2 separate regions of the Homo sapiens genome follow, and region 1 is linked to region 2. The links are chromatin contacts, found by Hi-C in ENCODE. All regions are on one chromosome and are shown on one strand. Each heading gives the region's core, a stretch centred on a gene start or an enhancer-like site at or near the end of the contact. The rest is flanking DNA. Distances are from core to core; before and after follow the strand shown. Region 1 holds the start of LINC02126 (long intergenic non-protein coding RNA 2126). Region 2 overlaps CDH11 (cadherin 11).

Region 1 (4,458 bases), core at 17-2,516, 110 kb after region 2:
ACTGCAGTTTAGACTGCAAGAGAGAGAGAAAAAAAATGAATTAGGAAAGCCTGCTGCTTGCTGCTCCAAGAATAAAAGCTGTAGGTGTGGCCTCAGGGGTCCCAGTCTCGCTTCCCTTCCAGTATTCTGCCTGAATCCATCTCTAATGCAAGAGATCACAACTCTCCATCTTTGGGTTTTGCCCAAAGGAACCTGCTGCCTGCCTTTACCACCTGAGTTCATGTCCTCTAACGCTGTGTGATCACCTGTCCAGAATGACTCTCCTCACTCTTGTACCCATTCTTCCTCACTAACAGCTCCCACCTATACTAACCCTGGCCCTGCATTACACGAGCTGCTTAGCTCACCTGCTGATAACTGGCTAAGAGCATAGTATACCTTCATCCGTCAGAGAAATGACAAGAGTTCTGCAGAGAAATGCCTGAAATAGGACTGGTGAGATACTGATCCACATATGGACGTACATGTAGGCTTTCTGGTGGAAACTCACACTCTTTTTTTGTTTGTTTTTTTATTTATACCCACTGCTCCATTTGCATCAAAGTCATAAACCTCCACCTGCTACCACCCACCCCCCCAACACAACGCTTCCTAATTTACAGATTGCAATCTCCTGGTAGCTTTCTCATTTTTTCTTGGTAGGTTTAAAAGCTTGATGCCACCAACTGTTTCTCCCCCATCTGCTTTTCTGTGTTCCTTCGGAGAAGTAAAGCACAGCCTCTTGTTGCACCTAAGCCCCTCCACATATCAAGAAAGCTTACTGTGAGAAGCCTTCGACGAACAGCCTCAGGAATGTAAGGTTTGAAGTGATGCACTCTGGAATGGAAATGCCAGTCGCACCACTCCACACCTTTGCCACCTTTGTCACTTTTCTCTGATGTGCCATCTCTTCATCTGTAAAATGCAAACAAGAATTCTTACCTCATAGTAGTGTTGATGGGATTCTGTGAGATGATGTGCTGGAAATATTCTGAACATGGATAGTGATGATGGTTGCACATTGTGGTCTGGAAACCACCAAATTGTACTCTTCAAAATAATTAAAATGGTGAATTTTATGTTATGTGAAGTTTGTCTCAAAAAAAAAAAAGATTAAAAAAAGTATTTAACACAGAACCCCATAGCCAGAATTCAGCAAATCTCATTACCTCCTCATCAGATGAAAAGTTGCAGCTCCTGACAGAAAGCCTGGGGCCTTTTGCTTTAGACCAAGTGAAAATTTTAGGAGGTAAGTCCTAAAATCCGAGAGCATTCGCTGGGAAATACACAGGGGTAGAGCTGGAAGGACTTTCCATGTCTGCTGATCATCCCAACAGCCTGCTCCCCTCAGCCACAAGGTTCAAGAGGCACCCTTGGCCTGGACTTTCCTGGCTCTCTCGTCCCTCTTAGCCCTGGCCTTGTCCCCAGGGCTCTTCCCTCTGAGAAATGATTGAAGAGTTGGCTTTCAGACGTTGGTCTCCAAACAGCTCCAGAAGCAGCTGGAAGATTTCATGTGGATGATGATTGTTCACACTTTGACCCATTTAAAAAAAAATAAAACTAAAGCGTGGGAGAGGATGGGTCAGTGAAAATAAACGTCTTCTCTGGAAGACATCCCACAGCTGTGTGCTGAGGCAGCACAGTGTGGAGGTATTGGAGCTTCCAATATGCATAGTTGTGGTTAGGAAGAAGAGAAGACGCCGATTCATAGGTCCCCACAGCTTCATGGTGGCTCCAAACCAGGAATTAGAGGTACCTTTCCTTAACACTCGGATTTGTCAGATGCTGAATGCCCTCAGCATTTCAGAGTCGATTGAATTCCTTTCAAAGGTGGGATGACACCAAGAGCAAGTTTGTGGTTACTCCATGGAAGCCTGAGTTGGATAATGTGTTGGGGTTCTGGGTCAGGAAAGTGCACATCAGAATCATGGTTCCACCAGCCTGGGCAACATATTGAGACCCCCATCTCTACACAAAATAAAAATCTTAGCCAAGTGTGCTGGTACATGCCTGTAGTCCTAGCTTCTCAGGAGGCTGAGGAGGGGGCTGACTTGAGATCAGCTGTTAGAGGTTGCAGTGAGATGTGATCATGCCACTCCACTCCAGCCTGAGTGACAGAGCAAGATCCTGTCTCAAAAAAAAAAAAAAAAAAAAAAAAAAAATCATGGTTCCACCACTTACTGATGACCTTCATCAAATCACATGACCTCTCAGGTCCTTAATGTCATAATCTCTGAAATGGTTTGCCTTGCTGTTTCCTTGGGAAGACAAGAAGTCTTGTCTTAATGCGATGAGCTTATAGTGTCTTTCCCATATAAGACCCTATATTCATGGTAATAATAGCACCAGCAGCAATGCCAATCATGTTGATATAGTTAAATCCCCTGATGTTTCATCATCTTTTACCACTTTGTATCACAGAAATGGTCCAAGCAAGGCAGACTTATTTCCAGGTGATGTTTATAGGCATTGTTAACCAAGACAGAGGGAGGGACACCCGGTATCTGGCAGCAAACCAGATTAAAACTACCTGCCATTTAAAGTTTGCAAATAAACTTCTGGGGAATAATAACAGCTATAATAATAATTATGTTGTTGTCAGTAGGATGGTACTCCAAGATACTTGTCATGCTGCCCAGAGCTTTTGTTTTCAAAGAGAGATTATCAGAATAATTGCCAATAGTTATTACAATTTACTTAAAAATTAGCCAGCTCCAGCCTCAGTGATTTCATCAACAGCTCCCTAGAATATATTTCTGTGCTTCACCTTGAAAAGACAGGTGTGATCCAAAGATTAAAACCATAGGATAAAATCACCTTCAGTCTTACCCATCCTAACTTGGGAACAATTGTTCAGGCTCAGCATTATCATGGAAATAAAAATCCCCGTACCACAAAAGAAAGGGTAAGTTGAGCTTTGATACACAGGCAGCCTTAGGAAAGACTCTAAATCTTAGAAGACATAAAAATCAAACAGAACTGAGGTGAGTTCGGTACAAGAACTGCTCAACTGAGAAGGTCAAGAAGGCAGGAAATGATGAGGAATCATGACTGGGAGCCAGTGACCCAAAATGAGATCAGCAGGAATGTGGCTGTGAAAATACAGTCCTGCAGGGATGAGTTCTTTTGAAAGGTCTTTACGCCTGACATTGGGGCTCTCAGTGTAACACTAGCAACCTGATATTGGACCCAGATCATAAATAGAAATGTCCCCTTGCATGTCTCTACTCCCTAATTAGTGCTTAATGGAATCGATTAGGTAATGAGTGCAGGTCATCAGGGAATCAAGGACCATGTTCCCTGACAGGGACACAGAAATATGCCTTATAACACTTGCTACTTCCTTCCAAGATAAACAGAGTTAACAATTTGATGTATGTTCCTCAAGACCTACTGTATTAATCTGTTTTCATGCTGTTAATAAAGACATACCCAAGACTGGACAATTTATAAAGGAAAGAGGTTTAATGGGCTCACAGTTCCACATGGCTGGGGAGGCCTCACAATCATGGTGGAAGATGAATGAAGAGAAAAGGTACATCTTAATTGGCAGCAGACAGGAGACAGCATGTGCAGGGGAACCATCAGATCTTGTGAGACTTATTCACTATCACAAGAACAGCACAAAAAACCTGCCCCCATGATTCAATCACCTCCCACTGGGTCCCTCCCATGACATGTGGGCATTATTACAATTCAAGGTGGGATTTGGGTGGGGACACAGAACCAAACCACATGATCTACAATGCAGTCTGAAATTTAAAAGCACTATCTAAGGCTCCAGCATTCCTAGGGTTCAATCTTGGCTCTGCCACTAACAGGGTGAGTTTGGTCAAATAACTCTATGTCCTGATTTCTTCATGTGTAATATGGGGTGATACTGCTCTGCTACTCTTTAGCAATTTTATGAAGATTTAATAAATGGATTAAACAATCCAAGTAAAGAAAGAGGAGGGGCTCGGTAAATTGTATAGACACAACGGCTATCTTCCCACATGAGAATATAGATGAGACCATTATTTTTAACCACTCTAGAATATTATATTTTATGGATGAAACATGGTTATTTAGCCAATCCCATATGTAAGCATATTATCATAACTTCCATTTTTTTCCTTTCAAACAATGCTAAAATAATCACTCTTGCACCCATTATCTTTATACCTTTACATAAATATTTTTGATTAATAAATTCTTTGAAGTGTAGTGCATTAAATATCTATCATCGAGTTGTCCTCTAAATATTCTTTGAATCTTGGTGGGTGAAGGGGGTTGTCTAGAAGGACCAAGACATGTTTGTGAAAGGAAGAACTCTCTTGAGGGGATAATTTTACAGAGGGTAGAAACAATGTATATAAAAGTGTGGAGGTATAAGAGAGTACAGGTGTCACCCTGTGTTTGAGTCCTAGAATGAGAAAGATGAGGCAAGGCGGGGTTGATCGGCAGGAAAGGGAGCAGAATACAATCTAAGCTGGCCGG
Region 2 (4,703 bases), core at 1,680-4,179:
GCAGGGAGGGAGGGAAGAAGGGAGGAAGGGAGGGAGGGGGCAGGGAGAGAAGGAGAGAGAGAAGAAAGAAAGGCGGGAAGGAGGGATGAAAGGAGGGAGGGAGGGGGCAGGGAGAGAGGGAGAGACAAAGGAAGAGAGAAAAAAGGAAAGGAAGAAAGGAAGGAAATGAGAGAAGAAGGGAAAGAGGAAGGGAAAGAGGGAAGGAGGGAGGAAGGGAAACTGCAAGATAAAGTAATCAGGTGAGTGAGGGGCCTGAAATGCCCTGTCTTTCCTCTCTTCTTCAGCACACAAGGAGGCAGTGTCTTAAACAAAGTAATCACAGGGTTCCAGAGGAGGCAGGTGGGTGAGAAGAATGAAGGGAGCTCCCGAAATAAGATATGACTACAGAAAAAAAAAAAAAAAAAAAAAAAAAAGAGGGAGAGAGATGATGACATGATTGGATCTATGAGACTGTCTATTTTTAGTGGCCTAAAGAAGACTCTCTCCCGTGACCTTGCCAAATTATGATGCAAACACAGTTAATGAAAGCTCTCTCAAGCTTCTCTTCGAAGTCAGCTCATTACCAGATCATTTCTGCACACTCATCGCCCAAAACCCTGTAACCTCATTAAAGAACTAATCCTAACAGGTTTGACCTGAAAGTTAGCAGATGGATTTACTTGAACAGTTTTCTGCTTTTCTAGTGGTTTTTCCCGAAGAAACATTAAAGACCAGGTTAGCACTTCTAAGCCATTCGCTTTAATTTCTTATTGATGTTCTTGTTTTGTCTCTCAGTTAAATGCCACCCATTTTCAGAAATAAGAAAAATGCTCTGAGCAATTAAGAAAGATGCTTGCTTTCAATGTCATCTTAATTATTTAAATTATAAAAAATAGAAAAAGAACAAAAATAATTCTAATATTGACTAATTTGATGTTTCCCTATGCATGTTTTAAGTATTCTCATTTCATTAGGAAAATAGAGCATTAGGCTGACTCCAAACAGAAAAACTCACTTGAAGTAAAGGACCTTGTCGGTATTGCAATTCTTTGCGTAATCTCATTAAGTTTCACCCATATTGCCAACAAGAAACACTCTTTTACATTCCCATAAAGTTACAATTGCCTTGTTGTAATAGGAGAACGTTTAAGTAAAACAGAATACATGCTGTGCATGGAATAGCAGGCTTTCCCCAAAGTCACAATGCTGTGACTTATAAAGAAACATGGGAAAATACTTGGGACTATTTCCACATGGTTCATTATGACGTCAAATCTCGACTCCAATTACAATAATGTAAAAATATTTCTGACTAATTTGAATAGTAGGAGGAAGAAAATAAGGACAATTCGTGAGTCAGAGTGAATGAATTCTGGGTGAATTCTTTCCTCTCTTCTTTATTTCTGATATGATGGTTAAGGTATTGTCTGTTCTGGAAACACTTTTTAATCTTGTAGTCACTTCATGACACATGGAGTACCTCTTTTGCAACATAGACACCTGAGCTGGCCACATCTAAAGTGAGCTTGGGTACAAATACCGATACCTGAGCATCCTCTTTTTTGTACAGCCAGGAAAAACTACTCTGCCCAGAGATGCCCAAAGAACAAGCCAATTTATTCCAAAATAGAAACGGAAAAATAGTTTTACAATACCAAATGACTGAATCATCGAAGTGTCAAATTAAATATTGATACCATCAATTTGAGTCTAAAATACTTTCTTGGGTTAACAGAACCCAGGAAGAAAGGTAAGCAACTACCAATCCCATAGCACAAACCTTAGAAGGTTCTCCCTGGAAGCCCCTTTCATTTCACCCAGTTTATTCCTCCAACACACATCAGTTGACCACCAATTGCACCATAGGACTGTGCTGGGGACCAGGGACACGGTGATGAACAAGATTAGAACCTTGCCCCTCATGAGCTTGCATTGTATCTAATTTTGGCTGCTCTGACCTCAAACCTGGATAGAATTTCCCAGGAGAACTCTTGAGATTTGCCATCTGACTCAGAATAAATTAGCCAATAACCCCATCAGCCTGTAGATCAGAGCTGCTGAGTATAAGTCCAGACCCTGCCACTGTACGATTGTGGCAAATCCCTTTGCACTCAGAGCCTCACTTTCCCCATCTGAACAATCAAGAGGTAAGTAAGTTTAATATCTTAGAAAGCTAGAAGCTCCGTTATTTTATGGGGCAACAAATTCATTTGTCCCCAGGATATTCAGACACCTCACACTAAACCAAAAGCCACGGAACATGGAGAGAACATAGGACACTCCTCATGTCCACAAAAGCAAACACCTATCCAGTAGGAGAGTGAAGGAAGGAATGCAGGGAGCTGGTGACTATAATCTCCATGGGGCAAGTTTTGGAGTCTGACAATCCAGGGTTCAAATCCTGCCTCTACCCTGTAATTGAACGTGTGACTTTGAGTGAATGGCTCGACTCAACTGTACAAGTTTCAGTCTCCACATCTGCAAAGTGGTATCTCTAATGACAAACTCACAGCATTGCCCTGAAGATTAAAGAAGGGGTATACATAAGGCACTTGGCACCACCCCACACATGCCATGGGTGAGCAATAAATTTTACCCAAATTAATGTGAATTAACAGAAATATTATTATGCATTGGAAACCCCTGCTAAGACTGAATCTTGTTCACTTTCCTAGTGCCAGCACCTGGTATAGGTCAGTCACACAGAAGGTGCTCAGTAAATAAATAAATGTTAACTCTGATTAACTCATACTGATTAGAAACTCTGATTGGAAAATAGGTACAAATGAATAACTAAAAATAGGAAAAGGAATTGCTTGTTACTTTATAAACACAATTTGTTCAGGGAGAGTATTTTTCAAAATGCAAGGCAAAATGGTGATGACAAGGTCACAGACTCTGGGAGACGCTGAAAAAAACCAACCTCCCACATGGCTTGTGAGATCAGCAGAGGCAAGAGCCAAATGCATGAGTCATGCCCAGCAATTCTGAGGCAGGGACCAATCAGAGGTATGTGCTGTCCTCGTCACTGTCCGACTGAACTCTTCATTCATTGAACAAACAGTTCAAAAGGTCCTTTGAGGAACTCCCTGGTGCCCTTTGGCAGAAGAGTGGCCACAGAGCTGACACCTCGAGCAGAAAATGTGAGAACCTATGCTCAAGAGAAAGTGGTCCCAGTGGAAAATGAAAGGAGGTCAAGGCAGGGAAACCAGCAAGCCCGTTAACGATTCCATACAATGCCACAGAAGTGTTTTCCAAAAGCAGAGTCCCCACATAGCAACGGAAAATGCCAGCTTAATTTAGGCAGCTGCACAACACACACGCACACACACAAACGCGTGCATACACACATGCATGTATAAATATATGCACATACACCCCCATGCGCAAACTCCAAAAAGGGAGAAACGACTCTAAAATAGCAGAGTCCACTTTGAATCACAGTGAACAAACGGTTATGATCCATTTATGGTGATGAGTAAGGGGTTACGTAGTGGCTCTCTGTAACTAGGTCAGGCACCAATTGGTAGTCAGCTCCACAGACCCAGGAAGATTTAATGAGGAGGGGACCAGACAAAGACAGAAGATGGAAATAGTGCCCCAAGCGCGTGTCCCCAGACACCACAATCTGGCGATGGGATCCAGTCCATGCTATTTCTCTCAAAGATAGACCGGAACAAACTTTTGGAAACTCCTGACATGCGGATCAACAGTCCAGGCCAAGCCGTTGAGCCATGGCTCTGGCAGCAGCAACCAGGCTGGAATAAAAACAAACTCTGAATCAAAGGAAGATCGTGACCCGAGCCGAAAGTACAGAAAGAGCAAAGGCATACAGAGGCGGCAGCTGTTACAGCAGGGACAAGACATAAATAAAACGGCACTGCCAGCCTCAAGCTTGTGTCCACAAAAGCCAATCCCCTTTGCTGGGATCTATGCGCCACCGTTCCCGTCCCTCGTCCCTGCTGGGTAGTAGTAACTGGCACCTGCATTCAGGCTGGCAGATGGAGAGGCCAGGCTTATTGATTCCAGTGCCTACTCACTCCACCATCACGAAGGTCATGGTGCAGCAGCTAGCCGCCGAGGGACTTCCTTGACAGGCAGATTCCAGCCTTGGCAATGCCAGGAGGCACCTTCTCTCTTCAATCTCGGGACACCTCATGTGGGGAGACCAAGGGCCACAGGACCGTGAGAGGGCTCAGCCCAGCTTTGTTCTGGACAGACGGAGAGGCGGCTCCTGATCCCTGGCACTGCCAGCAGCCCTGTGAATGAGCCACTGTGGTAAGACACACACCCACTGCTAATGAGACCCACACAGACACAAGCAAGAAAGACAAGTGCAGTGGTTGCTACAAAACAGGCAGAGAAGAAGCCAAGTCCGGCAGAGGCAGGATCACATTGTGCCCACCAGGCTCATGGTACCCCCAGCCCACGGCAGGGTCCCAATCCAAAAGGGAGGACCTCGAACTATTTGTCTTCCCTTGAACTAACAGCATCTTCTTGTCCAATTTTTTTTTTAAATTGGCAGCCAAAATTTTATGGATATTTTTAAAAAGTAAATGACATCATCTATCTATTACTCTTATTGTTTTAGGGAGCATTTTTAACTTAAAAACCTAAAGGGGTAGATTTTTCAGAATGGAAACACACTTGGCAGTGAAATACTTGTATATTGAAGAAAAGGATGCATGAAATTGCTTTAGAACTTTAAAAACAATTTAAATTTA

What was found. A loop is a pair of places that touch in the nucleus more often than their neighbours do.
Region 1: a map of right cardiac atrium shows a loop between it and region 2 (7-fold over the local background). The contact joins the promoter of LINC02126 here to the enhancer-like site in region 2. A Hi-C loop is called at or near these places in 1 of 168 maps with a recorded cell type or tissue (right cardiac atrium).

Annotation. Positions count from the first base shown.
Region 1 is chr16:65,175,307-65,179,764 of GRCh38, forward strand. LINC02126 (long intergenic non-protein coding RNA 2126) reads right to left here and starts at 1,267. Exons shown (of 4, transcript NR_110918.1): 1 at 1,149-1,267; 2 at 762-894; 3 at 1-13.
Region 2 is chr16:65,068,027-65,072,729 of GRCh38, forward strand. All of the region lies in intron 1 of CDH11 (cadherin 11), which reads right to left. Among named protein-coding and RNA genes, the nearest start is that of CDH11, 52 kb to the right of the region's middle. RefSeq lists an enhancer at 3,644-4,562. Within about 2 kb of position 2,930, at least 16 of the 41 ENCODE cell types and tissues checked have a DNase peak (open chromatin) inside an H3K27ac peak, as active enhancers do.